3 separate regions of the Mus musculus genome follow, and regions 1 and 2 are each linked to region 3. Evidence: chromatin loops called from intact Hi-C (ENCODE). Cell type or tissue: left cerebral cortex. All regions are shown on one strand. Each heading gives the region's core, and the rest is flanking DNA. Links, peaks and the distances in the headings are about the cores only.

What was found. Hi-C counts contacts between places; a loop is a spot of excess contacts. Peaks named below come from ENCODE experiments on the same cell type or tissue, not always from the same donor. Only the 100,000 strongest peaks of a DNase experiment are listed, where the experiment ranks them.
Region 1: it touches region 3 in a loop (2.3-fold over the local background); 3 of 42 quality-filtered maps call a loop at or near these places.
Region 2: a loop joins it to region 3, with 4 times the contacts of the local background. A loop is called at or near these places in 2 of 42 quality-filtered maps.

What each region holds. Positions count from the first base shown.
Region 1 is chr5:42,264,797-42,275,535 of GRCm38, reverse strand. No RefSeq gene overlaps it. Among named protein-coding and RNA genes, the nearest start is that of Gm16223, 200 kb to the right of the region's middle. In left cerebral cortex, for the core only: no CTCF peak of the experiment used is centred there; DNase peaks (open chromatin) are centred at 3,333, 4,246, 4,663 and 5,025; H3K27ac peaks cover 3,958 bases.
Region 2 is chr5:42,406,103-42,416,841 of GRCm38, reverse strand. No RefSeq gene overlaps it. Among named protein-coding and RNA genes, the nearest start is that of Gm40295, 110 kb to the left of the region's middle. In left cerebral cortex, for the core only: a CTCF peak has its summit at 4,364 (motif pointing left); DNase peaks (open chromatin) are centred at 4,351 and 6,664.
Region 3 is chr5:42,169,339-42,180,077 of GRCm38, reverse strand. All of the region lies in intron 1 of Gm16223 (predicted gene 16223), which reads right to left. Among named protein-coding and RNA genes, the nearest start is that of Gm16223, 110 kb to the right of the region's middle. In left cerebral cortex, for the core only: a CTCF peak has its summit at 5,788; DNase peaks (open chromatin) are centred at 4,846, 5,783, 7,646, 7,966 and 2 more places; H3K27ac peaks cover 1,068 bases.

The DNA of each region.
Region 1 (10,739 bases), core at 1,297-9,296, 96 kb before region 3:
ATGTACCTCCTGCTGCTGCAAGGTCACAGATGCAGACATGGTCCTCTGAAGCAACATGGGCCTGGACATCACCATGGCCTCAGAAAGCAGGGCAGGCTCCTCACATCAGGCTCTCCCTTACCACCTTTGTGTCTCCAGTTCCACCTCTCCTCACAGTGTACTACCTGCTTCTCTTTCTGTTCCATTTCCTCACCACATTCTTTCTCATCATAGTGGTGCCCACTCATCTAAGTCACTTAGCAGTGGGCAGACCTCTGACCACACCACATCAACAATGACATCTTCTTTTGAGACGTAAGATGATTTAATTTTTGTCCAACCAAAATATTCTAAAGGAAATTAATCCCTGGCCAAAGTTAAACAATTCAACATTTTGATAAGCTATAGACCCTCTGTCACACAACCCTTTGGGGGACAGCTGCAGTTGAATAGAGTCATCCATTCTTGTGCTTGAACCAACCATCTAGCGAGATTAGCAGATAGGTCAAGGGTGAGAAGAAAATGCAGTGGGACATGACAGTTGTGTCTTTACTCTAAAGGTACTGCTCTTCTTTCTGAGTGAGGATGCAGCTCTTGGAGTCAGCAAATCACACTATGGTCAGTTTTATTAAAAGAAGAAGTCATAGGCCCACTAGTTGCACTGGTTCCTGGCTCTATTGATGAACAGTGCAACTCACCATTACCCAAGGAGCAAGAACAGCAATGACCTTTGCAGCTCCTGCTCCACCTCCCTTCAAAGCACACAAACTATTCAGCTTTTCTTCTCCCATCTTTCCACCACCGACTTGTCTACTTCTGCCATGCCCTCCTGGGAAGAGTCAGACTAGCAGAGTTTTTACAGTACAGACATAGTACTTGTTTAACTTGACAAATAGAGCCAAGCTTTGGAGGTGTACAAACAATTGTTAATACTTGAGACCTTTTTTCCACACTCACTGCTGCAAAAGTTGCCCAGAATGATGGCATTGCCTCACACCCACCATGGAAAATGCACACATTTCAAAGCTGGCCCAGACAGTGATCAGTCTCCCCTCATGTGGGAGAAATTCCCTCCCACAGGAAAAAGACTGACTCTTGTGAACTAGCATCATACTGACTAAGCAGATAAAGGAGCAGAGAGCATCACCAAGATGTTAAGAAGGGTGAGTTCTTTACTGTTTGTCCCCAGATACACAGTTCTACATAGGAACTCCTCTGGCTCATTTTCCCATAAGCTAAAGGAAAGGTTTAATAGACATAGGCCCATATATATCTCTAGAATATGCAATCATTAAGAATATGGTACCTCTTAGAGCCCACTTTTCCATTATCTCCCTGGCCAGATCTGTTATGAAACTGATTCCACAAAGGTGTGCCAAGTGGTCCTAAATGATATTCAAATGGAATATCTTAAAGCCTAGATTGAAAGTCAGAAAATTCTTAACTTCTAACTGAAGCCCTAAAACTACTGTAGCCAACTATTTTTCAAACTCTCTTTATTGCTGAGAATCTCATTGATGTATTCAAAGAAACGTGGTCATGTAAACTGACAATTTTATATCCATCATATACAAATCAGTTCTATACCCCTATGTTCATCAGCTTTTCTTAAATTACTATTATAAAATATCTCATATAAGCATCTTAAGAAGGACAAAGAGTTAATTTGGTTTCTAGACTTAAAGGTTTTAGCCCATGACTCGTTGGCCCTGTTGCTTTTAGATCTGTGGTAAGAAAGTACATCATTATCTGGAGCCCACTACAAGGCACTACTCATACTATGATGGCCAGGAGTGAAAGTCAGAGGAAAATTATGAACCAGGGACCCATTACTCTTCAAAGCTTGGCCACAGAGGTCTAACTTTCTCCCACTAGATTCTGTCTAAGAAAGATTCCACTACCTCTCGATAGTGACAAGGTAGAGACATTATCCTCTGTCATATGGCACTTTGGGAATCATTTCCAAACCAAACAATACACATTCCCCAACACAAAGACACACAGCTTCATCAGACAGGTTGTGAATCTCTGAGTATGCATTGTGGACATCATATACTAACTGGAACCATAGTAGGTCAGAGAGAAAGCTTTATTAAATATTTGTTGAATAATACACAGTTTGATAAATGCTACATCAAATACATCTTTGCACTTTCACCTTTAACTTAAAAATTGCTAATATCAATCTTTACTCTGAAGCAAGTTATCTTTGTGCTCCTTTCCTCTTCCTATCTGGTTCTCAATTTCTTTATAGAAGAGAAAAGGGGAGCATATGTGATAGGCTGTGAACCTTCTTTTAGCTTTTTTTCTCATATTCTGGGGTGCAAGTGCGTAGCTATCGAGTGGTCAAGTACTAAGAGGGATAGGATGGCAGGCATGTTTAGAGATCCCACAGGATGTCATCATCCTGGATCATAATTGCTTTTTGGACAATATTCCTTTTTTCCCAGTATCCTAGAACCTAGATGACAATTATCTAACTAGTCTTATGAATCTTATGGCAATTAAAAGAAGTAAAATAAAAATCCGAAGAATGAGAGAAGGGGCAGGAAAGTAAGGGAGTCAGAGAACAGGAAGAAAGTCAGCACGAAAGAGACAATAAGAGCCATAGAGTCATCAAATGACAAAGATGGAGACATAGACTGCCTAAGCCTGAGAAGAAGGGGGAAAAAAGAAACACATAGAATCTGAGAGAGAAAAATAAAAGCAGAGAAACAGAATCAGGCAGGGAGAGATGAGGCAGAGGCAGACATACAGAACTAGAACTAGAAATACAAAAAGAAAAGAAGAAAAGAAAAGAGAAGAGAGGAGAGGAGAGGAGAAGAGAAGAGAAGAGAAGAGAAGAGAAGAGAAGAGAAGAGAAGAGAAGAGAAGAGAAGAGAAGAGAAGAGAAGAGAAGAGACGAGACGAGACGAGAAGAGAAGAGAAGAGAAGAGAAGAGAAAAGTCAGCCAATCAGAGGTGAAGTCCATAAGACAGAGATAGAGACAAAGAAACTAGAGAAGAGCTCACAGTTGCCCAAGAGGCATAGCCATGGAGATTTCCATGGAGAAGAAAGATAACATTTTTATGTCTCTCTCAAATGATTGCCATTTACCAGATGATTTTCCCCTAGGATATTCTGAATAAGCTAGAGACCTTGGCTCTCTCCTGTCTTTTATCCTCCCTCCCAAAGCTCTGCTTATACACAAAAGACAAAGTTATTTGAGTCCTAGGTGCTGTTAAATGCTCTCTTGCCTTCATTTACAATGTGCTAGAACACTAGGTTCCTCTAGAGATTTCACGTAGGAGAGAGTCAGTAAAGCCAAGAATAGCAGAAACGGGATTGCCAGCCACACTCCAGGAGCCATAGCAGAGCCAAGAGTGGGAGCACATTGACACTTCAAATTCATGAGTTTGCATCTTCAGTTTAATAGGTTCAACAGCGCCAACAGCAAAAAAACCCACCGTGGTCTGGATGCAACCACATCCCCAGGCAGAGCTCCTAAGAAAGCACTTGCTCAAAATAGGAGACCCAAGCCTGGTGATGATTTCTTCTTCTGCAAGTGTTTGCTGAGTGATGGCTTCCCAAAAGTGGGATTTTTTTCTCATCTTGGCTTTTGTGGGCTTCAAAAATTCTCAGTGCTTAATTAAGAACAAATGGTCCCTGTGTTCAATTGACCCAGGTTTTAATTCAGCATCTGTCCAGAAACACCAGACTTTAGTTTATCGTTATTTTTATTTTTAAGTCTTCTGTGTATTGTACATGCAAGTTGGCAATGTGCATGGGTGCACTGTAAATGGTTGTTTACATGCTTGCAGATGAATGTAAAGGCTAGAGGTGACATCAGAAATCCTCCTCCATTGCTCTTCCATGTCATTCTTTTGATACCAGGTCTCTCACTCGAACCCAGAGCTCATCAATATGGCTTGTCATCCTAGCCAGCTTTCTTCTAAGACTGGAATTACAGACATGCCACCAAACCCATAGGTCATTCGTGAGACTCCTCGGGTCTTCTTTATTGTACGATGAGTGCTTTAATCAGTGAGCCATCTCTCAAGCTCTTATTTGAATTTTAGCCCCATGATCCATCATTTCAGCACCCAGGAATCTGCTTTCTTGTTTACAGTGGCTTACATACCTGTACATCCATGAACGTGACAGATAGGCTGTCAACGTTGGCACTAACCCACCTGCGAGGAAGAAAAAGCTTTCTAAATTTTGAGAAAATTCCAAGGAAGAAGAAGCATTTCTTTGTTTCCTCTGAGTAGTTCCCTTGGTATACTCTGAGAATAAAAACATCTTCAAAATGCAGGCTACGTTTAAGTCCAAATTTTCAAGCCTTTGCTGTTAATCCGTTTTTAATTGACATGGAGTGCATTCCCAATTATTAGTGGAAAGTGTAATTTTGGAGTTTAATTAAATGCTCAAATCACATTTCTTCCATTAAAATTGTTTTAGGTTTTTGTTGTTGTTTTTCTAATGAGCTGTTTGCTGATAACTACAGTACGGATGGAAGGAGCAAGAGAGGCTGGAAAACAGCTCCAGATACTGCAAGAAAAATAACTCCACTATTGATAAAAAGAATAACCCCGTGTACAGCAGGGGGTGGTAAGAAAGCCTAAATTTATTGCTGCTGTGTTGAATGTGCAAATGTCACCTCCTTAAAGAGGGAAAATTAGTTTCTAAGCCTGGTTTAGCAGCCAGCTCTGGCAGTCTGCATAATATTGGATTTTTCAAGGCTTCTATGATGCCCTGGGGTGGGATGTTTTGCATGCAAATTGCACATTATATAATGCTAAAGATGTTATATAAGGAAAAAATGAAGTCTATGGCTCATCCTTTTTTCTTTTTTTGTATTATACTTTTTAAGCTTCCTGGTCTTTTAATTTTGGCTAGCATTTACTGAGCACCTACTGTGTCTTAGGTGTTCATGTGGCATTTAAAACTCATGATAATCATTTTAAAGAGTATAACTATTCAATTTGTGCACATAAAGAGACTGAGGTTCCCAGGGGTTAACTGACTCAGCTGTTCCTTGGAAAGGGGTATTGCCCATTGATCCACACCAGAGCTTCGCCAACTGGGGCATGCATCTGTATTCCCCAGAGGACTTGTTAACATACAGATTGCTGGGTCCTAGCCCAGACTTTATGATTCAATTAACTGTGAGTTCTTAGTAAGTTCCTATGTAGCTTTAGCACTGATAGTCAGGAGGTCCCACTGGGAAAATCTCTGATCATGGCATACTTTTGCTCCAAATATGAGATATCAGGGATAAAGGAGATTTTAAGATATCATTTGATATATGTCTTCCTTATTAGAGTACAGGATGGAGAAAATGTCAGTCTAGAGACAGCAAGGTGGCAAGTATCAGGGTATTCTCATCATTAGATTAACATTCAACAGATGAGTTACTTAAAGTATGAACTTAAATCATGAGCTGATTGTCTCTTCAGCTTCTTGCCCTGTGAAGACAATATCAGCATTAGTACAGTCTCTTCTTGACATGAGAATCACAATCTTCACTCATGTTGAGATTGAGAGAAGTAGGAGAGGAGGGCAAGGACGGGAGGTCTCAGTATAGGCTTGGGCTTCAGCTTTACCAAGGCCTCAGCCATCCCAGAAGAATCACAGGTTGTTTGCACAGTCAAATGGAAATACAGTGAGACTCAGGAAGACATCTCATCACTCCATTTTGAATTTGTATGTTCTTCCTGTGCATGCTGCAAAATAAAATTTTCCTGATTTAATAAGGGTTATTCCTTTTATAGTTTCTAATTTGATTTTTTTATTTAAAAAGGGGGGTGGTTAAGGGCCTGGGGACATAGCTCAGTTGGCAGAATGCCTAGTACACAGAAAACTCTGGATTTGATCTGCAGTGCTACATAAAACCAGGCATGATGGGACATGCCTGAAATTCTACATCAAGAAGGCAGATCAGAAGTCTACGGTCATTGTGCTTAATGAGTTTGAGGCCAGGCTGTGACATATTAGGCTATATCAAAACATTAAGATTTATATGCTTCAATATAAGTATTTAAAAGAAGGTGCAAGTTTTGTAAGTTCTTCAGGTCTTCTGAGATATTCTAATGAAAGAGAGCTTCCAAAGAGAGGTCTGGACTTCTCTCTCAACAATAGAGAAGATGCAACCACGGTACCAACGTTGTGCAGAAACTATGCATCACAATGATATTTATCATGCATAATGAGAAGTACAAAAAATTCCTGCATATGTCTACAAGCCTGCAGCTCTTGGGACTGAAGTTGATGCAGAGAAACAGGAAGAGCAAGGGTTGGGTTCAACTTGTGCCCTCTTTAGGAAATCAGGGTAACACATATCTGCTGAGCAGTTACCAAGGCACCCATCTTTTAAGTGCTCCATTCGGCACTGGGGAACTTCACTAAAAAACATGTGAGAACAAGCCATGTCCTGTGTGGAGCCTCCATGGTACTGGTTATGGGCACCCTACGCCCCTAGGCACAGCTTGCAAAGCCATAAAACTCAATACCTGAAGCCAGGATTCTTTTCTCATAACCATTGTTTGATGTCACTGGTTCTAATGACAAGCAAATTTCGGGGAATTTTTTTCTTAAAGATTGATTTTATTTTTAATTATTTGTATATATGTGTACCTGGATATGGGAATACATGCATAAGTACAAGTCCTTGCAAAGGCATTGGATCCCAGGACCTGAAACTACAGGTGACCATGAGCCACATACTGTGGATGCTGGAAACAAAACTCAGGTTCTCTGCAATGACAGTGCATGTTCCTACCTGCTGAGCCAAATGTTTGGGTTTTGTGGAAAGGAAGACTTTATAAAACTGTTATCAAAGAAATATAAAAATTGTCATTAAGATTTGTGCCCTGTTGTTTGGATAAGATTATAAGAGAAAAGGACAGATGAATCCCTATCACAAAAATATACTTTTATCTTCTTGTCTTATATTTTAAATGAAAATTTTATTTTTATTATATTGGTTACATAATGTCACTATCACCCAAATGTATAATATATTTTGAGAATATTCTACCCCACATTCCACTGGTTTTTTTTTAACCTCTCATTGGTCTTCTCTGTTCTCCTAGATAGTTTATTACATTTCATGTCATCTGTACCTGTGTCTCTGTCTCTGTCTCTGTCTCTGTCTTTCTCTGTCTCTGTCTCTCTCTGTCTCTCTCTCTCTCTGACTATCTATCTATCTATCTATCTATCTATCTATCTATCTATCATCTATCTATCTATATGTTGGTCTCTGTCTCTCTCTCTCTCCCTCCCCTCTCCCTCTTCTCTCTTTCCCTCCTGCTTGCAGCAAGCTAAGCCCACCTGATGCTTATTCTGCCCCTTCTCAACACTAACAAGCAGGCTTGCATGCATATGCAGGATTCCTCTGAGCTTCTTCTCTTTATTACACACACACACACATACACACACACACACACACACACACACACACACACATACACACACACACAGACACACATTGAGAAAGAGAAAGAGAGAGGGGAGATATACATTTATTCATAAATAAGAGAAAACATGGGATATTTGTCATTTTTAGACTCTTGGTTTGCTTAGTATGCTTATCCAAATACCTCTATTTTCCTGGAAATGACAGAACCTCATCCTTCCCTCTACTTTTAATAATATTTCAGCACCCACCCTAATGTTTCTGTTGAATTTGAATCACACCCTTATCAGTCCAACGATGTCCAAAAGTGCTTGATCTAGAAACAACAGCAAATCCAGAAAACACAAGAAGAAAAGAACTATGGCCGGGCTCTGCCCCAAGCCTATTATCACATCCATGTTTTACATGGCCACATCCTGTGTACATAGAAGATAAACAGAAGACAGGAGTGGCAGAATGTCTAAATCAACCTGAGGCATGTCTCCTGCAATTACAGTGAACTTAGCATGCTGAACTCACTGGATGAACTTCAACAATGTCTTGAATGTTCCTCAGATACCTTTTGCCTTTTTTTCTGTTTTTGTTGCTGTTGTTGCTTTTGTTTTGTTTTGCCTCAGGATATGTTCTAAAATGTTCTATTCTGTTTCAAAACTATTGTACAACGAAGTTGCTTTAATCTTCCTGGTATCTTTTTGTCTTCCTGTTCCTGTACTGGTCTCTCATTCTCTATTTTTCAGTCATCATCAATCATCATCATTTTTTTACAGTCCAGTTGTTATGCCCCCCCCCTCAGTCAGCCTTCTGATGACAGTTCTTCATCCCATTCCTCCACCCTACCCACGTCTCCAAGATAATGTCTGCCCACCCCAGCCCACCCGACTTCCCCACTCCCTGGGGTCTCAAGTCTCTCTAGGGTTAATTTTGTCTTCTCTCACTGAGGCCAGATCAGGCATTCCTCTGCTGTATATGTATCAGGGCCCTCAGACCAGCTAGTATATGCTGCCTGGTTAGTTGGTGACTCACTGTCTGAGAGATCTAAGGGGTCCAGGGTAATTGAGATTGCTAATCTTCCTATGGGGTCGCATTTTTAAATTGATACCATTAATTCCACTTTGGCTTGCATGTTCTTACTTTTGTCTTATGTGAATACTCTTATGACTTATGTGAATACTCTTCTCATGGAAATTAGACAAACTACTGACTCTGCTCTGTTCACTTTCCACGATGTTAGCATCTCTTTTATTTTCCCTGTGGCTCCACAGTGGTTACAGAATTTCCCAGGATTTCCACCTGTAAGAATAGGTAAAGACCTTAGACATGTCTGGCGATTAAATGGGCCAGATAAGTAGTACCAGCAGTGACTGACAAGAAAGGTGAATTCAGCAACCAGGGGAGCTTGAGGGCACTTCAATAGCTCACAGATGATGGACCCGGGAGCGATGAGCAACAGGAATCTATTAATGACACATCACATCACAGAAAATGAATCAGACATGGGTTGTGCTTCATAAATGAGATCATGAAAGGGACAGGATGGCTTTGATGTTATGGACCTAAGGGACACTTCAAGTAATAGCCTCCTGAAATCATAAGATTGGCTGGCAGGTGCCTAAAAGAGAACGCAGTTACAGGTGAACAAGTAATTTTACCAAGAAGAGAGCCAACAATAATCTCAGAAGAACTGTGTGCTGAAATCTATTTTACTACTTTCATATTAAATCATTCTTGGTGAACATAGTTTCTACCTCTAGTTTCTTCATGCCCATAGGTTCATTTGAGGTGTTGGCTTGGAGAATGCAACGGTGCATAAGTCAGCATGATCTCTTACTCACTCAGCAACACTGTATAGGTCAGTGTGATCGCTAACTCAGCAACACTACTATTGGAGGAAAGAGAATCCAGAGGTGGTTCTGATCAATGCAGGAACAGTGTGAGAGGTGGGGTCTGACACCATGATGATGAGAACAGTTATGACTATGTCCTTGTTGTCTCCTAGGCCTCACCTTCAGGTAGAATAGACACCAAGTTGATATGTGTTCATTCAATCATTCCAGCTAAAATGCCTCTGCCCTGGTTGCTAAATAGTTTCAGGAGCTACTCTTTAGTTTGAGAGCAAAGAATCACTAAATTTTAAGAAGAGGATCTTAATGGAAATATGTTATTGAAGGAAATTGGTCGAGGTGTCCTTTCTACAGCACCTCTATTACCATTTATTCTGTTTCCTTGCTTTCACTATTCAGTCAATGACAGCCATTCCTATTGTTTTCTGTTGGTGAGCCTTGGACCTACTAGTTTATTCTTCTTATCCCCACATCTGCCAGGTCAAATGCTCTAACTAGAGCTTATTATGATCAGCTATCCCAGGCCTTTGATGTATGGATAATATAAACTTGGATTACGCACCAAGAGAACCTACTTCTAACTGGTTTGCCTAATCTCCTTCTGCTCTCGATAGCCTGGATATGAGATCTCAATCTTACAATGTCTTGCGCGCGCTCAACTGGCCAGGAAGAACGACGCTGCTACAGGATCCTTCTGCACACATTTATTCAGTCCTGTTTCTTCTTTCTCTATATCTCCCTTGTTCATATCTCCCTTGTTTTTATATCTCCCCCCTAATAGTAATCCTCCCTCGAATAATAATCCTCTCACTCCTTTTATACTCTCTCTCATCCACGCACCGCAGGCCACGCCCCCTCGCCAGTCGTGAGGCTTCAGCTAATCAGGGCAGCAGGGGCAAATCTCCACCAAATTGGATTCACCTGTATCCTGGTACACCTGCGCAGCACTCAAGATGTTTGTGTCTTATATGAGGAAGTCAGGTGCAAGTCATATGACTTAGCTGCAGTCCCTGGCGCCTTTGGGACTGCCGCCACACCCGCTCCCCACAACAATGCAATGGTTCAAGGCTCTCTTGCTCTAGTGCCACCTGGAATAAAAAGGATGACAGTGAGTTCACTCATCTCCAAACCAATGGGAATGATGCCAGCCAGGTTTTCTCCACAACCTGTAAATACTTGTGGCCATTCTCATGCCTGGCATTGCCTTTCTTAGATAAGAATTAGACTTCCCTCCTGACATCCTTGAGCTATTTGCTATTAGTACTCAATAAGGCTATCTTTTCCACATCTAATTATACTTTGCCCATCATTGATTTGATAATTATATCTGAAACTTCCCAGCAAGTGAAAAGAATTAAAGTGAAGTCACTGACAGGATGCTTGAGGACTTTAGGTATGCATGCTCCACTTTAAATCACTCATCTGGAGAAGTCAGGTACAGCCTTGGAACATTCACTGTCTCTCCTAAACACCTCATTCTAGTGATACGACTCTCACATGCACTGCCGCTGCATTGCTGCCCC
Region 2 (10,739 bases), core at 1,027-9,026, 240 kb before region 3:
GACATACACATAGACATATAGATATATAGATATACAGCCATATAAATAAATTTACATATGAATGTGCATGTAGATCAAGCCTTCTCTTAGTTATGGTTTTATTGCTGTGAAAAGATGCTGTGACCTCAGTAACTCTTATAAAGTGTTTAACTGGGATTGGATTAGAGTTCAGAGATTTAGTGTCCATTGTCAGGAAAGTGTGGCAGCACACTGGAAGTCACAGTGCTGAAGAGGAGCTGAACATTCTGCATATGGCTCCACAGGCATCAGGGAGAGAGAATGACCCAGGGCCTGCCTTGAGCTTCTGAAATCTCAGACCCCACACTCTGTAATACACTTCCTCCAATAAGGCCACACCTACTCCATCAAGGCCACACCTCTAATAGTGCCACTCCTTAAGAGTCTATTGGGCCATTTTATTCAAACCACCACAAGTCTACACTGACAAGTATCTATGTAAGTCCTGGGAATGACATCAGCCTTCTGATGTTTTGCTGTCTGCAGCACCTCAGACACTGAGCAGGAGGTAACAAGGGTAGTTTTGTTATTGAGGTAGTAATTAATAGTCATTGCAATTTACTGAGTAGTCACAGATATCTGCAGCAAGGGACAGCATTTATTATGGATGGCATAGTTCTCATCAGAAAAAGACCTCTGAGATAGATATTATCATTGGCACATTTTTTTTTAATGGGGAAAAAAGACAATTGATGTTTCACAGTTCTTTATCAAGGTAACTCTGGTGGTTTATGTAGAGTCAGTATTAAAACAACCTGATAAGCTACATAATTTGTATGTATCTAATGAAGTGATACTTCAGTTTTCTACCACTGAATCAAAACTGAAAGCTTTACTTATTTTACCTTATTTTTATCAGAATAGTTGTAATACTATACTTAAAAGATATTAACCATCATGGCATTAGCTGAACTCTTTTTTTGAGACTGGATCTCATGTATTCCAGGTTAGCCTTGACCCGAAGACAACCTTGAACTTATAATCCTTGCCCTTTACTTCTTTAATCACTGAGATTACAGGTTTGTATGACAATGTTGATTCTTTACATATTGGAGTAAGATCTTAAATTACTTAGATTTCCTATTATAAAAGGTGTATAAAATATTAGCTAGAATGTAATAGTCTATAATTATTATCAATGGTTAACTAAGTGGCAGTTTGTAGTCTACATTTCCAATGGTCTTTAAATTTTTAAAAATCAGTCATTTATTCATTCTAATCAGAACTTTCTCAGAGCATTGAAGTAAAAAGTAACTTTACTGGAATAGAAATTGCCAATCCAAGCAAGACCTCATGACTCAACAGTAGCATGTCTGACTCCAGAAATTGCCAAGCCATATACTGCTAAGTTGATAATGAATACCTCCCAGGTTCATTGACAAACATTTGCTAGGGATTTGCCAATGTGCCATGCCTGGTGCAAGCCTGGAAAAAAGTAAAAGACAACAATGAACAGAAGAGTTCCCCCATCCCACACAGAACCCCTGGGGACAGCCACTTAGAGACCACAGGAGGATCCAGGAAGACAGTTTGAAGAGCCTTTACAAAATGTGCTCTGACTACTTGGGGACTCTCAAGCCAATACAAGAGGATCAGGAATCAGGTTATTCCTGATTAACACCGGGTATCTGGGAGAAGGTAGGAACTTTGCTCAGTTGATCAGCGGAGCACAGTAATCTGAATTTTCTTCCCCCAAATCCCTCTGTCAAGTGCAATACAAGGGGGTGGCGACGGGGGGTGGGGTGGGGTGGGGAACATAGCAATATATCACTTTCACATCATCCCATCCAAAAGAAAAATGCATGTTAAAACCCTATGGTTTCACACACAGATGCAGGGCTAAGGAAATCCATTCTCAACTTGGCAGCCATTCTTGATGACTTTTTACTTTGTCTGGCTTTCTACTTCCCATTTCTTCGTGAAAAGCAGTATAAAAGCCAGGAAATGTAATAACCCCCTGCCTGCTACTCAAACACCCTTACTCGGGGCAAGAACTCGAGCTAAATGTATGTTAGTGCCTGGAACACTGTAGACTTAGAGAGTGTGCTAAATAATGGACCTTGAGGGTAGGTGAATTTAAAAGAAAAAATTTCTTCTCCCTTAGGAATGGAAACTTACAGAGATAAATAAAGAATATGGGTAGGATTTTCACTTGCAGTTTTTACACTAAAATATGCCCAGAAGCTCATATTTTTTTTCAAGCCATCCCGAAGAGGTACTCTTGCCCTAAAATTACAAGATTCTGTGCAATCTTATATTGATACAGTTTCTTATGCTTCACAGAATGCCTTAACCTCAAAGACATTCTTCCATAAAAATAATAAAATGTGTTGAGGATTCTAATTTTTAATAAATCATAAGGGATCTAACTCTTTTCAAGTACATAGTAACCCACAAACAGGTACTATATTATCTCAATGTTATTAACAAAAACGGAGGCACACATTTTCAAAACATGTAGTGAGAAAGAGATAGAAACAAACACCTCAAACAGTCTTTCCCATAAGCCTTGTTCTCTGAACAAGGTCGAGGCCATTGGCATCTCAAGATCTCCAAGGTGATAACATCTGCATTCAGGGATTCTTCCTGCCTCCTCTGGCTTTCTGTCGATTTTGTTGCTTAATTCTTTACTACCCATAGGAATTTTGCAGAAACAGAAACAATACACAATGGTTATTTTCCTGTGCCAGTTTGAGTACACACAAATCACCTGGGTATTTGATTAAATATCTGTGGTACTATTTCAGAAGAAGATCAACATTTGAATACACAGATTAAAATAGACTGCCATCCTTACTGCTGGAGGACATCACTGAATTGCAGCATTGAATGGAATAGAAGGTAGAGAAAGAAAATTTCCTGCCCTATGTCGGATTGTCTTTGTACGGATGCAGTCAGTTCTCTTCTATCTTTGGATTCAACACGGCCACATCAATAGCTCTTCTGAGTTAGCCTACATAAGTGCACATTAATGCCTTTTAATAATTTCTTCATGTACACAGACGCACATACGCACACACATTAGTAGTTTTGTTTCTTAAACAAAACAAAACTAATAAGCAGCCCAATTAACCTACCCTTATTTCCAAATAGGGAAGCATGCCTTAGTTAACGTTTCTATTTTCCCAGCTAAATTAGCTGTCAGGTATCACTGGATCAGTAGAGAAAACAAAAGTTAATGGTTTGATGAAAATTTCTATCTCTTCTTTTTTATTTTAGTGGTAGACAGTGTTAATCCGGAGCACTGAATCCTTAAGATCCAATGGGGAGGGGGGCGTAGAATAAACTAGATCACTAAAGTAAAAGCAGTTCAACTGGAGCCAAGCCCATTATCCAGCAGACCTCATCTTCCACACTACCTCTTCTGTCCCTCCATTGTGGTTTCTTCCTTTGTCTTGAGACTCACCTCTTACCCATTACAACTAGTAGCTACAGTAGAAGTAAGTAGTTTCGCAGCTTTTAGATTGTTTCGTCTTATTTTGATTTATGAACCATGAAAATCAGTATGTATAATGTGACCTCTGTGTCCTGGCACCTGTGTAGTTCGCATGCTGTGGGGGAGCTCTTTGGGAAATGATTATGCCAACTCCCACCTAGCTCCCTTCTTCCATTCACTGGTTAGCTTCCAAGACCATGACTTATTAGCTAAGATCACGTTGCTTCTTCCTCCTTCAGAGCCCATGACTTTATCCTCTGAGAAACATCGATGGAAAGGTTACTGATTTTCACTTGATTGCGTGGGTAATCAGAAGCAGGGATGATATGATGGAAAGGTCATTGAGACTGAAATCGGAGAACTAAATCTGAATGTGCTTCATTACCTCTAGTCCTTAGACTCAGTCATCCCATCAATGTAAATGACAATAAAATGAGACTTGTGCCTGTTTTAAGGTTTCATTAAGGTAATGTGCGTGGAAATATGTGCTAACTGTTATGAGCTATAAAATGTCAAATATGCTTTTATTAGTTTTCAGCTTCATTCCATGCTGACATTTTATAAACACCCCCTAGAAGTGATTTAGAGGGACTCAAACTATTGTGCAATTCTTGCGCAGCTCCCTCTAGATTCAACATCATGTCTTGTACTGGACCCAAGCTGAATGGATTTAGAAGGAGCTGGTGGCATTTGGCACTACAGAGATGATATGTAAGCCCCAAGAGATTTAGAATATTACAAATCATGTCTTATTATTTATTAAGGTTAATTTGCCATTTGGAAAAGCAAGCTGGGTATTAAGTGTCTCTAAACAAAAATCTTCAATCTCTATACATCTGTAAAGAAAATTGCCTCCTGCTGGCTGCTTCCTCCCTACTTGACCTAGATCTGTTTTGAGGAGTGCCCTCTAGAGGTCTCTTAAGGTTATTATAGGCACTTTTCTAGGAAACCCGTAGGACTTAAGTAGTAAATAATTCCAGCAGTAGAATGCTGAATCTCAGCTTAAAAAAAGGAAAACCCACTTTCATTAGCATTATGAAATGTTAATTAATTTATATGAGTACCATCTATATTTTCAGTACAAAATTGGATGCAAAACCTGAAGTGCTGTTCTACTATAATCTGCTTCATTTATTACCAACCTGCAGCTAATTTTATTACTTGTTTGAGTAAAAATTTTACTTCCCCCTCTAACAATTTGGAAAAAATATTTTCACAAATATTGAATTTTGTGGAAGAATGATATGTGTCAAACATTTCTTCATATTTTCAGTTAATTTCTTTTTTGCTTCTTTTTTCTTTTTTCTTTTTGTAATGATGCTTATCACAGCAACAGAAAACAAACCAGGGCAACTTCCTTATCCAGGATGGTATCTAAGATATCATCTGATCTGACTCTTCTTTCACAGTTCAGAAACTGTTTACAGTTAAGAAACTAGCAAGGCCCTTTTAGTACTCCATAAACTACAGTATACTAACTTAAATATACCTTTCATCAGGCAAGATTTTTCCTAGCAGGAATTATTTTTCAGTTCCTTTCCATGCCTTTGTACATTGCTTAGATATCTTATCAGACAGTCCTAACTACCATCTGTGCTCTTATCTTGTACTCATGAATATATTTTAAAAATACACGAAATAATTGAACTTCATTTTATTCTTTTTGAGGTCAAACACATTTCTACATGTTAGTTAGACAATGAATATTTGGTAATTTCTTTAAAGTAATTCTAAGTTCTTAGTGATTTTCTCCATATTAACTGTCTGGAAAGATAAAACAGCTTCAGCAATTGTCATATACATGGGATGGATTCCAAATGATGGTCACAGACTTCCTTTCTGCCTGACGACCTTGGAGCTATCAAATAATTATAGCTATATTGAGATAATGTATCCTAGAACTAGAAATGATAGATAGACTTTATTATCTTGTCCGGTTTTGTTGGAAGTTTTAAATGTCACTGGTTTGAGGAAGAGAAGGACAGGAAAATAAAACTAACCAGATAATGGAAGCAACTGGTGAGATAGTGCAGGCCAGTGAAGAGGCCTGGCCTTTGTGAGCGCTTTGTCAACTGAGTAGTCAGGTCGTTTCTGATTTGTCTTCCACTCTTGCTTGGTTCCTAGGGTGGTTGTTCTTCTTCTTCTTCTTCTTCTTCTTCTTCTTCTTCTTCTTCTTCTTCTTCTTCTTCTTCTTCTTCTTCTTCTTCTTCTTCTTCTTCTTCTTCCTCCTCCTCCTCCTCTTCTTCTTTTCTTTTCTTTTCTTTTCTTTTCTTTTCTTTTCTCTTCCTTTTTCTTTTCTCTTCCTCCTCTCCTCTCCTCTCCTCTCCTCTCCTCTCCTCTCCTCTTCTTTTCTTTTCTTTTCTTTTCTTTCCTTCCCCTTTATTTCTTTCTTTGTAGCTGTAAGGGAGGAATTCTCACTTCCCACATGTCTTAGTTGTCAATAAGTATAGCTTACCCTAGTCAATAACTGTTTAGAGTGTTGCCTCTCTTCTCATTCTGTTCCCTATGTTGACCAGTCAGTATGATCTGCTTTTCTAATCTTTTTTTATCTACCTTGTCTTAGTGCAGCACTCAGAAGAGAGTGTGATGTAAAGAATGAACATAACTCAGTACATCATGTGGGTGCTCAAAGATTTCCAAGAGTTGTCAGTCAGAATGCTCTGGAGAGAGTAGCTTCACTAGTGTCCATAGGAGCAATGGTCAGATGTCTTCGAAGTTCAATAAATCATAGGGCTTTGCCACAGATAATCATTATATCCTCACTGTCAGATCTTTTGTCCTGGGAATATGGGCCCTTATGGTGTGAAGTTTCCATTTCAATCAGTCCCACTTCAATAAATATTTTTGGTAGCAATAATACAAAAACATTTTAGATAAATCCAATCAACTTCATTCTTAGAAGAGCATGATGATAAAACTGAATAGTAGTCATGGACTAATGGTGACTGGGCCTGAATATCATAGATTCTCTGAAGAACTAGCTCCATTTTGACCCAAAATGTGTATCATGGAAAGTAGTTGTATTCATTTCACTTATTTCTGTCATTTTGTGGGAAGGAGTTCAACTCAAAGAGTCCAAGAGATCCAACAGTCTAGAATTTGTTCACAGAGTCACAGATTGCTAGACATCTTTGCAACTCTTCTTCTTGGCCATTGCACTGTGTATTTGTTTCAGTCAGGTCTTGGAAATGTTCTAATTCAGGATGGGCAGATGCTAAATGACTGAAACAAATGCAAAAAATGTGGCATCTAAGGCAGACACAAAAATATAAGGTATGATTCATGCCTACCAGCTCCATGAATTGTTTCTTAAAGTAGGCTTTAATTTCTACTGCACTGACAGACAATTCATTGCCATGGGACTTCATTGGCTATAGGGTAATAAGCAATGAAAATTAAGTAGTGTCTCAACTTAACCTCCTGTTCAATATACAACTCCAGCTTCCTCCTGAATACCTGTGCTTCCTCCAGTAAATCAGCCATGTTGAACTATGTGTTCTTCATTGTGAATCCACATCTCTATCACAGCTGGTAAAAGTTTAATTGAAGGTTTAAAAATTTGCACCAGTCACTCCTCTGGTTCTTTAAACTCTTTAATCTGAAAAGGTAGACAAGGGTTTCTTTGAACTTTTCCCTGGACTTAGTCATCCACATATATTAAATAAGCAAAATTGTGCTACAAGTCTTTTTTCATGGACCAAAGCATTTTAGGAAATTCAATGTTAATCACTTTCTCCATTAATATCTGCAATAAACTAATACTTAGAAAAATCAGAGCTAAAAGTCTTATAATGTTTGGGAGAATAAAAACAGTGTTTATGGCATATTCCTGTGACTCATAAATCACATTTTGTTTCATTGTATTTCCACCAATTACAAGTGAGCTCATCTTGTTCAGAACAACTGTTCTGACTTCTCATGGGGAATGTAAGTTCAGTTAGTTTAGCTCAGCAGAAAGTACACAGGCCTGGAGCATCTTCAAAGGTAAACACATTTCCCACCAGGGACTGTACCAATAGGTTGTCCGGATGAACAAGAAAGAAAGAATTAGCATTTATTTTGATGCTATGACAAACTGCCTGAGATATGGTAGTTTAGTCTATAAGGAACGGAGATTTGTTTATTTTCATAGTTCAGAAGGTTGAGAAATTTAAAGTCAAAATGTCAGTACCTGGTTTTTAAGAACCTTGCTTCTGCAGCCTCGAGTAGCAGAAGGTAGAGGGACCGAGAGATGAGCAGGGTCTTCTCAAAAGTCAGAAATCTGAATCAAAACTCACCTCTGTGAGGCCTATATGTGATAGTAGCATCATCTTACAAGGACCCCACTGCTGCAATATCTAACTACCCATCAAGTCCTACCAACCACACCTCACCTCTTACCAAATTGGATGCTGTTTAAAACATTGGAATGGCCTGGGTTGCTGGTACATAATATGAAACTCAAAGGCTTGCTACTTCATGATTTATGGAAGGAACTTCAAGTTCCCAGATGAAACAATACTTCAGATTGTTTTTTCTCTGGGGGAATCCTCTTGGTTTCAATGGCTTCTCTTCTTTGTCAACAATTTACAAGCTGAGGTTTATATTTTCTCCATTTGTGTACATGACTGTGTCCTTGTTTGTGTGAGTGCATGTGTGTGCATAGGTGAGTATATATGTGTGTGTGTGCATGTATGTGTATGTGCACGTGTGTGTTCATGTGCATGCATGCACGACCATATTGGGTAGCTCACTCATCACTTGAGTTCTCACTCTTCCTCCACTTGTTTTTGCTCACCTTATACATCATGTCCCCTGCTATAAACGCCCAGAATCTCTTTGTGATCTAAACTGCCCACTACTCTCAGTAGGGCCGTGGTGTTTCTCAGTGTGTGTGGTTACCTATAAGGCCCATTTATTTACCCAGGTGGCACCATAGAGTCACCATGGTGGTATGATGGAGTGAGTGACTGTTAGGGACAGATTCTTAGCTATGGTCATTTCATGGTAACACAAATCAGACTTGTTTATTTACTCATTTTCTTTTATTGCATTAAGTACCTTAGGGGGCATATCTAACAAACACTCTGAAGGTAGATTCAGTTTTTTTTTTTTCTGAGAATTTTAGCTAAATATATTAACTTCTGTGCTTTAGAATAGTATAATATATTAAACCAGGAAAGGAGGGAAAACCAAGGCTTTAGAATAAGACAGAGCTAAGTCAAACCTGCTCTTAGCTTTCCCTCTCCTCTCCTCTCCTCTCCTCTCCTCTCCTCTCCTCTCCTCTCCTCTCCTCTCCTCTCCTCTCCTCTCCTCTCCTCTCCTCTCCTCCCCTCCCCTCCCCTCCCCTCCTCTCCCCTTCCCTTCCCTTCCCTTATTTCCCCCTTCCTATTTCTTTCCTATCTTCTTTGTTTTCACACATGAGCACTTGACCTAGATCCCAACACCCTTAAGTGTCATTTTCCCATTTATAAAATGGAGATAAATGCTGAACCAACCTTATAAAGTGTTGTGATCACTGAATGTGAAACAGCATTTGAAGTGACAGTTATAATGAAGGATGACTATTGTGTACTAGGTAAAATTCTATGACATTCTTCATAGATTGGGCAATTAACCCTCAGAGGTTATCTTTATCTTAGACATAGAGAAACCAAGAGGTTAATGCCACTTTCCTGCGATCATAAAACCACCAAGGGAAGAGTCAGGGTTTTCAACAAACTATGAAACTATGTGGAGTCAAATAGATTTAGTCAGTGCTCAGTCTTTCTGAAGCACACAATAGTATTGACTAACTTACCTTTCTTTCTCAGGGTGTCTTGATTATTCCTGCTATTCTTCAGCCCACCTTTACCTTCAGTCCAAACTCCACCAATTTTCTGTCTCTTATTATTTTAACATGAGGACAGGTCTGCTGCAACTGTGCCCCCAAATTGATTTGTTTCTATTGGTCCATCAAATGGGTTGTGCCCAGGATCCTCACAAGTGTTATATTAGACTTTCTGAGAAGGTCATGGATATTTCTTAATAACTTCAAAATCTTTAATTAAGACAGAATTTCATCTCTTCCCTGTCCTCTCCTCAATCCACCCTGTGTCCTTTCACACCAAACCTTCCTGTCCCCACTCACTCCCTCTCAAATTCATGGTATCTTTTTATTTGATTATTAATACATATATACATTGACATATAAATAGAGTCTGGTGAGTCGATTTAGTGTTGTAAGAATTTTCTTTTTTTATTATTTTTTTTATTGGGGATTTATTTCACTTACATTTCCAATGCTATCCCAAAAGTCCCCTACACGCTCCCCCACCAACTCCCCCACCCACCCATTCCCACTTCTTGGCCCTGTTGTTCTCCTGTACTGAGGCATATAAAGTTTGCATGACTAATGGGTCTCTCTTTCCACTGATGGCCGACTAGGCCATTTTCTGATTCATATGCAGCTAGAGACACGAACTCCAGGGGGGTATTGGGTAGTTCATATTGTTGTTCCACCTATAGGATTGCAGATCCGTTTAGCTCCTTGGGTACTTACTCTAGCTCCTTCATTGGGGGCCCTGTGGTCCATCCAATAGCTGACTGTGAGTATCCACTTCTGTGTTTGCTAGGCCCCGGTATAGTCTCACAAGAGACAGCTCTATCTGGGTCCTTTCAGCAAAATCTTGCTAGTGTATGCAATGGTGTCAGCATTTGGAAGCTGATGGAAACAAGTTGCTTGTTTCATTCGGGATTCAATGTGCTTTAAACAGTCCCTGTATGCCTCTTTACTTATTGAAAACAAGGCAAAAGAAAAAAGCAGATACATCTTTATGCATGCTGCTTGAACAGGGATCATGAGTAGAAGTACAAACCCTTGAAAACAGAAACAGTAGCGATCAGACGACCTAGATTTCCATACTCTGATTCCTGCTCTGCAAGCACACAGAGCTCACAACTCTTGCACAGATTACATAATTTCCATGAGCTCCAATTACCACACTACAAAATGTCATTGCTCCTCCCCTTCAACAATAGATAGGGAGGTAAATGAATTAATAATGAACATGCACTGCACGCTTGGAATTTAGTGAGTTTCCAGTAAACATTAGCTCTTTCTATTTGTCTCTTAGATATTTGGTAAATATTTCATTTTTTCAGTAATGCATTTGTGCTGGTTCATTTTCTTGTTCAGCCAAAATATTTGCATAAAGACTTTTTATGCAATCCCTTAATATTGAACTTAAATAGATAAATTAAAGTACAATCTAATGAAAAGGAAAATATATAAGAGAAAATCAATGTTAATAAATCCATATGAGGC
Region 3 (10,739 bases), core at 1,571-9,570:
AATTATTTAGCTAATTCATATATTACCTTATAGTTTGCTTTGTCAACAGTTTTATGTAAGTTGTCACTTGATTGCCACTATCTTTGACACCCTCTGCCAAGAGAACATCAAGTATTATTACTCCATTCTATTGTGAATATTACTCACTTCTCTTGCCTTAAAAACTCCAAAGGTAAAAATGGCTATAAACCCAAGGGCCAAGCCACCTGGAGAAGGAGCTGTAACTGACAGGACAGTGGACAAAGGGTCATAACAGAGCTGATACCAAGGCAGCAAGGATGCAGAGAATAAGGTAAGCTGAAAGCAGCAGTCACAGGAACTAATACTAGCTGAAGCTGAAGGGTAGATATTTGAGTGGGTGAAGAAGAAAGTGGCATTTTTTCTTCAAGAGGAGAGTTATCATGTGCAGAGGACAGAGTATACAACTGGGTACAGCATTCTAACATGGCTTCTGAGAAGGGTCTGGTTAGAAAGACCCATGGAGAACACAAGAAATTTAGCTCAGTGGTGAATGGAAGGGAGGGAGGGAAGGAGAGAGGGAGGGAGGGAGGGAGGGAAGGAGGGAGAAAGGAAGGAGGAAAGGAAAGATGGAGGAAAGGAGGGAGGGAGAGGAGGAGGGAAGGAGGGAGGGAGACAAGGAGGAAGGGCAAAGGCAGGAGAGATAACAGAGACAATGGTATAAAATTACAGAGATCCTTTAAGCCTAAGGTGATTAAAAGAATTTGATCATCCAGGCTAGCAGGCTAATGAAGAACTTTAAAGAAAAATCTGAAAAGATATTTGTGTCTTAGAAAAACAATGCTTGTATGTCTTCTAATTTAGATGCATCCTGGCTCAGGCAAGTAGCAAGAAAGTGAAGTAAAATGATAATATGGACATTAAGGTGTAATGAAGAGAAACCTGATGACTGGCCCACGCTCATCTTTACCTTTTTGTTGTTCTGTGTGAGCCAGAGTGGTTGAGTCACTTGAATTTTTAAGAGAAACAGGAAATACGTACTTTCATATGAAAGGGAGGGAATTTTTTCAATTTGGAAAGTCCAAAAATCTTCCTGTGGGCTGTGTTTACACAGCAACATATTGTTTTTGCACTTGACCTGTGCATAAATTCAAGAGTCTGGAGGCAGAAATATATTTCAAAGGTATAAACCCAAGACAAATACAAGAAAGGAAATTTCTGTTAACAATAGACCTGCTGAGTGATGGATGGAGTGGCCTTGCCAGGTGTTTGGGGCTCTGGAGTATGGTTTAGTTATTGGTACCCTTGTTGTCAATGTGGAGGCTGGATGTTTTGCTTCTCAGCATTGAAAGAACTTTCAAACAGCAGATTCTGAAAAACAACTGTTAATACCCTGCAAAACAGCACTTTCCCTGAGTCCCCAAGTGCAGAATGGAGCACAGTATGGCTCCAGTTTGGATACAAAGCAGAGTTCAAAAGGAAGTCTCCAATTCTCTTCATTTATATGCCCCAGTCTCTGAAGTGTCCAGTTAATGTCCCTGCCATAAAGCAAGAGATGGTTGCTCCCTTTTCCCTAACTGTGATGTCTTTCTGATTTAAGCACTTTTCACCTGCCAGTGTCCTTGATTTCTTCTGAACCGTGTTCTAGCCCATAAAAGGCTCTAAATTAAAAGCTGCTTTGGCCCGGCTTTTTAGTGAAGTGATTTTGGAAAATGCTCCCAGATTGTTCCTCCCTTCACAGACCCACTGAGAGTCACCTCTACTGGCATTTCCATTCTGCAATTTTCCTAAAAGCTCACCCCTTTAAGGCTACGTTCAGATGGCCTCCCCTCCAGGAAGCCTCTGTTGATCATACCAGTCCCCTCTACTCCCAGGTAACTCCAAGAGGGTCCAGTGAGCCCTGACAACATGAACTATCAGTTGTCATCACTTACCCATTTAAACTCCTGAAAACTTACATGCCTGTTCCACAGAGCAGGCACAGTTGTCTTGGTAAACATGTCAGGCCATATGCCTCCATCCTTACTTTCCTGGTTTCCCTTTGGAGATATGATGTGTTCTGAACTGCTTTAAAAGACCTATAAAACCCCCAACTACCACTCCCTGTCTGTAGCTGCTGCCAGTCTCTTCTGGTTACAGTCAAGCTTCTCTGGTCCTCTAAGTGACTCTCAGACATCACCAAGGGATCCACCCCTTGCTCTTTTTCATGCTTTTCATACATCTGGGTTTTCATGATGCTCTGGTTGCAGGGTTGATGACACCTTTCCAGGAAACCATCTCTCATCATTCATTCTCCTGGATTATTTGCTCCTAGCAACCGGACTCTTCAGTTGTTATGTTACATAACCTCACATACTATAGGATTTCTTCAACATGTCCTTTATGGGGGTTTCATGTCAGACTGTAGCCTAATACCTGGGTGTGACAGTGACTCAAATAATGTTCATTGGATGGAGACATAATTCCTTGCATGTGTGCTTAATTATAAATGGTTAACTCTGCTCCAATCCTCAACAATGCCAGTTGTCCTTGCTCATAAAGCCTTCTTCTACTTTGCCTCCAGTACCTCCTCATCTTGTGAACTGTATCTCTATGATGAATGCCACCATCTCCACCCCTTTCACAGTTTTTATGAAGTTCTTTCTCTCCATCCCTAGCTTTCTACCTCTTCCCAGTATCCCAATCCACACCAACAATATCATTTCATTTCTTCTTACCCTGAGAACACCTGCTCTTAAGTCTGTTTAACTGTCCTGACTCTTTATATCTCCTATCTTAGCTCTGATTTAAGCCTTGGCAAACCCTCACCCCTGCAACAACAACAAAAAAAAAATCCCCTCCACTGCTCTTCCACATCAGCCCGAGTCCCTTGTATTCCTGCACACCAACCATCTGGCCTGCTTAGTTTGGAGATGCCTAAAACCCTTCAGACTCCCACAGGCTGTTGAAGAGGGTTTTCTGAGCTGCTGTAGAACCTTGGCCCTCCTTCTTGGTGACCCCCAAACTGCACAAATACCCCATCTTCCAGTCACATAGAACTTGGCTCCAAATCTCTTTCCTTCCTTGGAGAGCTATATTCTCCAGACTCATTCCAGCCCCTCAATGCTAACTCCCACAGGAGTCACTTTTTCTGAGAAGTCCTCAGTAGCTAGATTAGGGCTGGAAAGGCTCATTTTTTTCTCTGAATTATTATAGTAACTCAAATCATACTTGTGCTTTCTCATTGCTAAGACTGAATACCTGAGAGAAATAGAGAAAGAAGGATTTTGGCAGAAAGTTTGAGAGCATAAAGCCCACCAAGGTAGCAAAAGCATGATGAAGTCCATAGTGGCTAGAACATGTGGTACAGCCTGCTCCCACCACAGCAGATAGCTAGGAAATAGAAAAGGAAGCAGCCTGGAACTCTTTTTTTTTTTTTTGGAATTTAGACTGACCAATTCAGAGTCTGCCATTTATTTATTTATTTATTTATTTATTTATTTATTTATTTATTTATTTTTCGAGACAGGGTTTCTCTGTGTAGCCCTGGCTGTCCTGGAACTCACTCTGTAGACCAGGCTGGCCTCGAACTCAGAAATCCGCCTGCCTCTGCCTCCCAAGTGCTGGGATTAAAGGCGTGCGCCACCACGCCCGGCAGCCTGGAACTCTTAAGCCCCACCCCTATGGCCCTAATTGTACCAGCCAAATCTTATATCCAAAACTACACATGTTCCAAAAAATGTACCAGCATCCAAACCCTGATCCTGTGGGGGGCACGTGAACCATATTGTGTCTTCCACTTCAGCACCCAAGAGAGCAAAGAGAAAACCTAACCACTTTCTGTTTTTACATCTGCGCTCTACACACAGAAGAGCTTCAATATGTGTTTGTTGATTGGCTATTTTTGCTCAATCACTAAGGACACATAATACCTATACAAATTTCAGTTCTGTGCCTCATGGCATTCTTGGTTTATGATTCTGTCTGTCACTGCTATACAAACTTTTCAAGAGTAGGAGCAAGGTCTTATTTACCTTCCTTTTTCTCTTTTCTGCTACACACAGAGAAGATGTTCAATGCATACTCATTGGAAGGACAAATGAATAAACAACTCCATCCATTTTTCAAGGTTCTACAGTTGTTACGTTTCTGGATATTATTCTTGCTGTGAATCCAACCGCTTTATCTGGGTTGTATACATACACAGAATGGCAGTCTTTCTTAGTAAGTCCGAAGCACCCGAGAGCGCAAGGACAAAGCCTAAGCACTTTCTGTTTCTACCTCTGTGCTTGCACACACAAGGGTCTCAATCTGTGTTTGTTGATTGATTGTTTTTACTCAGTCTATCCTTCCTTTTTGATCCTGCAATGTACTGAAAAGAAAAAGTTAAAAGGAGAGCCTTCTCAGAAATCAAACAACTAAAATCACAAAATGTTCTTTTCTAAAAATAACACATTCCCCAAACACTTGAGGCAGAGCTGTGTGTTTTCTCCTCAACCCTTAATGAGAGCAAGATGCTACCACCTCCTCTTTCATTTTGCCTGCATCACGTCTGTGTTGCCTGGAGATTTGTGACTGTTGTTTCAAGAAAGATCAAATGACAACAGGAGATGGATAGTCTCCTTGATTAAAAAGTGGCACTCAAATACATCAGTGTCTTCTGCGTCCATGGAGGAGAGAACAATTCAACAGCTGGTGTTTGCAGCAAAGGCATGCATCTAGCAATGCTCTAAGGCTGGCTACCACCATATCCTCAGTCCAGACCCCATCCCCCTATGGGACACATAGCACGCAAGGTTCAATGGTAGCTTCCATAAAGGAGCTAGAATTTGGCACTGATGGACTCTGGAGATGAAAAGCATTGCCATAGCATAGCAGACCATCATACATTCAAATTCCAGCTCAAACATCTACTAGCTGTGTGAGCCCAGAATGTCCCTCAGCCTCTCTGACATCTGTGACAGCATTTGGAGAATACGGGATACACCTAGTGAAACTGCTGAAGTGAAGGAATGAAATAACACAGTATTAATCATCTTGTCACATAGAGCTCATTAACAGCAGCCGATATCATTAGGTACCCAGACCCATGCCTGTTATTGTACCCAACACCTGATGAACAACTACACAGTGTGTGTGTGTGTGTGTGTGTGTGTGCACATGTGTGTGCAGCAGGCTAGGTATTTCTATCCCAGTGTTCTTATGAATCTCCTGATAGCTTGTTAGCTGGGTATAATGTTTACATTGTAGCTGGAGAAGCTCAGTTTCTGAGAAGCTGCAGTCTGTGGCAAAGTGGACTGATTTCTTTTTGCATGTTTTCATGCCTCTGTTTTGTATTCTCATAGGGCTAAGAGTTGATAAGGACCTTGGTCCCATCAAATTCATACAAGTCCTGGAAGAATTTGTGACACAGGGGCAGACTAGCCATAAGGATTCTCATTAATGCTATGACTTTAAGCTTGAACTCTGCATCTCAGATTTTCCCACTCCAAGAAATAGAAAAGAACAGATCAAAACTCCTCTCTTGTCACTGTGCCAAACCAGGAGAGAACTGACTTCAACTGCCTCTCATCCCTCATTCCTGTAGATATCTGCTTGACAAATAGGAAAAACGCCATTCTCTGGCCCTTTAAAGATGAACTCTTTAAAGATGAACTATTCTCCTTGCAAGAAAAAAATCAGAGCCTTTCTTTTTTTCTTTCCCATTAAATATTCCCATATATCTTGCATGTAGTTTTTTTTTTTCTGTATATATCTGTCATTTAATCCTTAATTTCACAGATTGCTTCTGTCTTTGCAGAGTAGATGCAGACGGTGGTAAAAGGCCTTGAGCTCCCTCAAGAGGCTATAATGTTATCCACACGTAGTACCATTGCCTTATTGCTGAATAGATAAAGGTATTGGCACCAGGGGCAATGTCTCATTATGCATAAAAAGTCAAGACCTCTAAAGGATGACATTCCAGACACCATATCCTTCTCTGGAAATGAACAACACATTTCCTATTGCTGGATTGCTGGTTTCTGATTTGCTCGATAGCTGGATATTCTGATGACAATAGTTGGACTTGCCCCCAAGGAACCCAATGACCCTAATCATCAGAAAGTATACTATAGAGTTCTATAACCACTTCCCACTCTAGTCTTCTTTCCTACCTAGTGATTGGGGTGGGGTGTTGGAAGTAATTAAGGTGGAATAAGGTTTGGAAGAGTGGTAATGGTATAAGAGCCCAAGAAAATAATCAAACAATAATACAAACACATAAGAAACATGAAAATCTAGACATCTACCTGGCAATAAGAAGACAAACATTCTTCTCATTTCTTCCAATGAGAAGTCGATGACATGACCACTGGAGGAGAATGGAGTTAATAAGCCACTATGAACTGCTACCAAGACCTGTAAGACCAAAGTAAAACACAACAAGTGAGAGGCACTTAGCAGGCAGCCTACCAACTGCAGAGAACTGCAGGATGACAGGAGTCATCTACCACAGACAAAGAAGACACCAGCCACAGCGTAAAGTATCTTGGTAACTAAGACTCACTGCCTGAATGTCCTGCCCTTGGGCCCAGGTTCTGCATGCGAAGTATTGCATTGTGGCAAATATAATTTGGAGTAATATTCAATTAACTAACATATAGTATGGCCGTCTATGGAGAATAAAACTATGAGATACTTCCATTATTTGTCATAAAATACAGTGGATTTGTCTCTCAGAGAGATACTTTCAGTTCTTAAACTCCATTACTAATGGGACCATATTTAAAAAAGGAGTAATTCTAGATGTCATTCCTTCTTGTAAGAAGGGAAAAAGTTGTTTATAAATGCATGCATAAAGACATATGGGAGAACATTGTGTGGCATTGAAGACAGATGTTAGAGTGACACATCTGCAAGATGTACTAAGGTTGGTAGGCAACCATCAGAAAATAGAAAAGGAACATAGAGAGATATCTCTCTGGTGCTTGGAAAGAGATCATAGTCCTGCTAATAACTAGCCCCCATATCTGGAAGAGGGTAAATTTTACAATTAAAATTACCTCCCATGTGGATAGGTATTATGGCAGACTTAGCAAGCTGGTAGATTAACATATTTCTTCCCCGAGTGGCCATATGAAAGTCTATAAACAACTACAAAGAAGGTCTCATTCCGAGTTCCTTTCAAGAAAGGCAGATTAGCACCAGTTGTCATGTGTGCTGTTCTCAGTTCCCTGGCTGAAGATCATGAAAGGATTTTCAGACTCAGAGACTGAGAACATAATCTGGAGGCATCAGTAGCAGGCCAACAGGAATCATAGCTTTTATGTTCTTGAAAACATGAGAGAAAAGAAGGCAGAGATTACCAGTACAATATAAGTCCTTCAATATGAGAAAGAGAATAGCAGATATGGTTTTCCAAAATAGCACTGTAAAATATGTGTTTATTTTATTATTACCAGCAGGCTTCCTTCTCAACAGTATCTTTTATTTCACACATTGGACACTCTGGTTGCAGAAACAGCTTCTCTTTTGCATAAAAAAAATAAGTGATCATGATGGTCTTTTAGTCTCATCTGAGTCCCAGAGTAGGAAAATCATCTATCAGAAGTGGCAAAGACTCCACATCCACTTTCCCCCAGAAAAAAAATTTGTTTTCCTTAGTGTTCTGCCTTCATAGTACCCTGCTTCACCACAAAGGGAGATTTACAACAGAGGGACAGCCTCTCTTTGATTCTTATAGTACACAATGCCAGGTCTACAGTTCTGTAGGAACTATGGCAATGTCTTCATTCTATCCCTGGAAGGGGTATAAAAGAAAAGGTTCCTTCAAATTTGAATAACTAAAGACTCGAAGATTCTCGGAACTCTCTTCTTCCTATCAAGCTATTCAAAAGAATGAGGACACATATCTTCTAAATCTTGTTCATCAGTTGTCGTCAACTGAAGGTTTCTTCATTCATGTCACCCACTTATGCAAAAAGTGTATTTCAGTCATGCCAGTATACTGCTCAACACCATATTTAAAATTTCTAAGTTTTCAGGAACTAAGCCACGCGCCACCCACCACAGAACATATACAGGCTAGACCAAGTTCCTGTGTATATATATATAGGAGCTGTGCTGCACAATCTTTATGTAGGTCCCCCCCCCTGCCCCTGACAACTGGAGCATGGGGTGTCCCTAAAGCTATTGTCTGTCTGTGAAACATCGTTAAGGTCTTACAGGCAATATGAACTGAGAACTCACCTGACTCTATCCTCAAAATTGTTGTCTTATATTGCCTAGGATAAAGTGTTGGCGATAGTTCAAAGGACAGAGGATCATGCATTGAAGAGATAGAATAAATAAAAATATGTGGTGATGAAGGATCATAAGCAGCAGTTTTTGTAAATCAAACTCTCCTGTCCTGGTATATGAGCACACACACACACACACACAGAGAGAGAGAGAGAGAGAGAGAGAGAGAGAGAGAGAGAGAGAGAGAGAGAGAGAGAGAGAGAGAGATCCCTAACTCATGTGTCTAGGTTCTCTAGATAAACTTAGACTTAGCTGATCTAGTAGCTTGAAATGGAAGAAGAGTGCTGAAGTTAACAATGGGAACAACTGGAGAACTCTGGATGGAACTGTTAAAGACATCATCTGAGAGGAGGTGTCAGACTCCTCAGAGTTCACCAGTAGTGTCTAGCATCCCACAGTTATAAGCATGTCTAGAGTATCCAGTCAGTACTGTAGCTATATAGGTATTTCAAATGCTTTAACAGCAGCAACATCTCTATCGACCTGAGAGATCTCTTGCTACTCAGAGTTGGTAAAATTAGAAGACTACTGAGAATGGCTGCTAAAATTAGAAGACTACTGGGAATGGCTGCTAAAAATCTTTGAAGAGAGTACCAATTCCAAACAATGAGAAGGGATTATGAATGCCTTGAGAAATTTTTCCCTTCATCTACTGATGGAAAGAAATAGGACCTCTAAAGTTTGAAATACAAGTTTGGTGGATCAAGGTACCTGCAGAGTAATGCAATTCAAGACCAGGCAGCACTGGTTCAGCTAGCTTTGACTTTATGAAACTGTAACCAAGTTCATGCAGTGAAAGTTGTGTGAAGAAAGAATCCTTGAGAAAGGAAATGGAGAGATGGTTCATGGGTTGAGAGTGCTTGTAACACAATCATGAGAACCAGGGTTCAGATGCCAGCACCCACGTAGCAATCAGGGTTGTACAAATGCCTGTAACTCCAACTCTAAGGGTCCTGACTCCTTATTCTGGCTTGCACCGGAACACACACACACACACACACACACACACACACACACACACACACACGAGAAAGAGTCCCAGAGGAAGAATAAGAAACTTTATTCTCATGTCAGGATGGCATAGCCTGTACCATCATCTGTCTATGTGCATGACTGCTCAATAATTTCTACCTATTACAGTTTATTAATGTTTGTGTATATATGTGTGTATGTGCATGCACATGTATATACACAGGGCCATACCTTAAGCAGGTGCAATTCTTAAGAAAATTTCTTTTCTCAGCATGTGCTCCTACATTTCCCAGTCTCTGCAGCTCTGCAGAGCACCCAGAGGGATATGAATCATTAAAATATCACTGTGGCTCAGTGAATAAGGAATACATATCCCACATTCTTCCTCTATATGCTAGGCAACCTTGGGTAGGCCATTTCTCCACTCTAGAGAACATATGTACAGAATTGTGGTGCAAGTTTGATGGATTTTGTGTGAGCTATTTACCTCAGCCTAATTGACTGATGATGTTATCCTAGACATAAATAGCATCCATTTTGTTATTATCATCATTGATGTATACTTCACAGAATTTCACTTTTCTGTATGAACATGCATTCTCCAGATTTGATTTAAGTATTTATTTCCTGGACCTTTCTATAAACAGCAAATTGCATTAAGATAGAGACTCTCTCATTCCTTCTTTGTAGCCTGATCTCCACTGAGTGCTCATATTCAAATTAAAACCCATGGGAGGTAGTTAGAAGATGGTATTGAGAGATAGGGCCTTCTGGGAATAATTAAAATTAGATCAGATCATCAGAGTAATGCCTCACGATTGAGTGACTGACTTTCTTTGGCTCTCTATGAAAATGGGGAAACACTGGGTCACTCCCCTGTTCCTCTTGACATATGACGTCCTGAGTCACCTAAGGGTGCTGCTATCAAGAAGAAGTTCCCAAGTGCAGACCCTAAGCCTTGAACACAAACCATGACTGAAAATAGGACACTTTTCTTTGTGCTAAGCCAGTCTGTTGTGCCTTGTCATTAGGAGTAAACAATGCATGAGGAAACTAGATAACAAAAATCTTGATGTTTAGACAAACTATAGAAACCCTGCAATGGATCCAGAGCAAGGTACTGGTACTGACATTTTCTAATGGCTATGAAAGAATTGAGCAGGCAGCAGGACAAGAGGCTCACTTGGAAGAGCCTCAGAGATCAGCAAGGCTAATGATTCATAAACTTTCTTTTTACATAAAACCATCGTGGATTTTTCTGTTTGTTTTAGTATATAGTAAAATTGTAAGTTGAAACCTACTGTATAAAAGTGAACTAGGCCACAGCTGTATAGGGGAAGGAGAGAGAGAGAGAGAGAGAGAGAGAGAGAGAGAGAGAGAGAGAGAGAGAGAGAGAGAGAAGGAAGAGAGAAGGAAGAGAGAAGGGAGAAGGGGAAGGGAGAAGAAGGAAGAAGAAGGGGGAGGAGGAGGAGGAAGAGAAGGAGGAGGAGGAGGAGAAGAGGAGACAGGTCCTGGGGTTCTTCCTACACCAGCATGTCCCTTAGATGGTT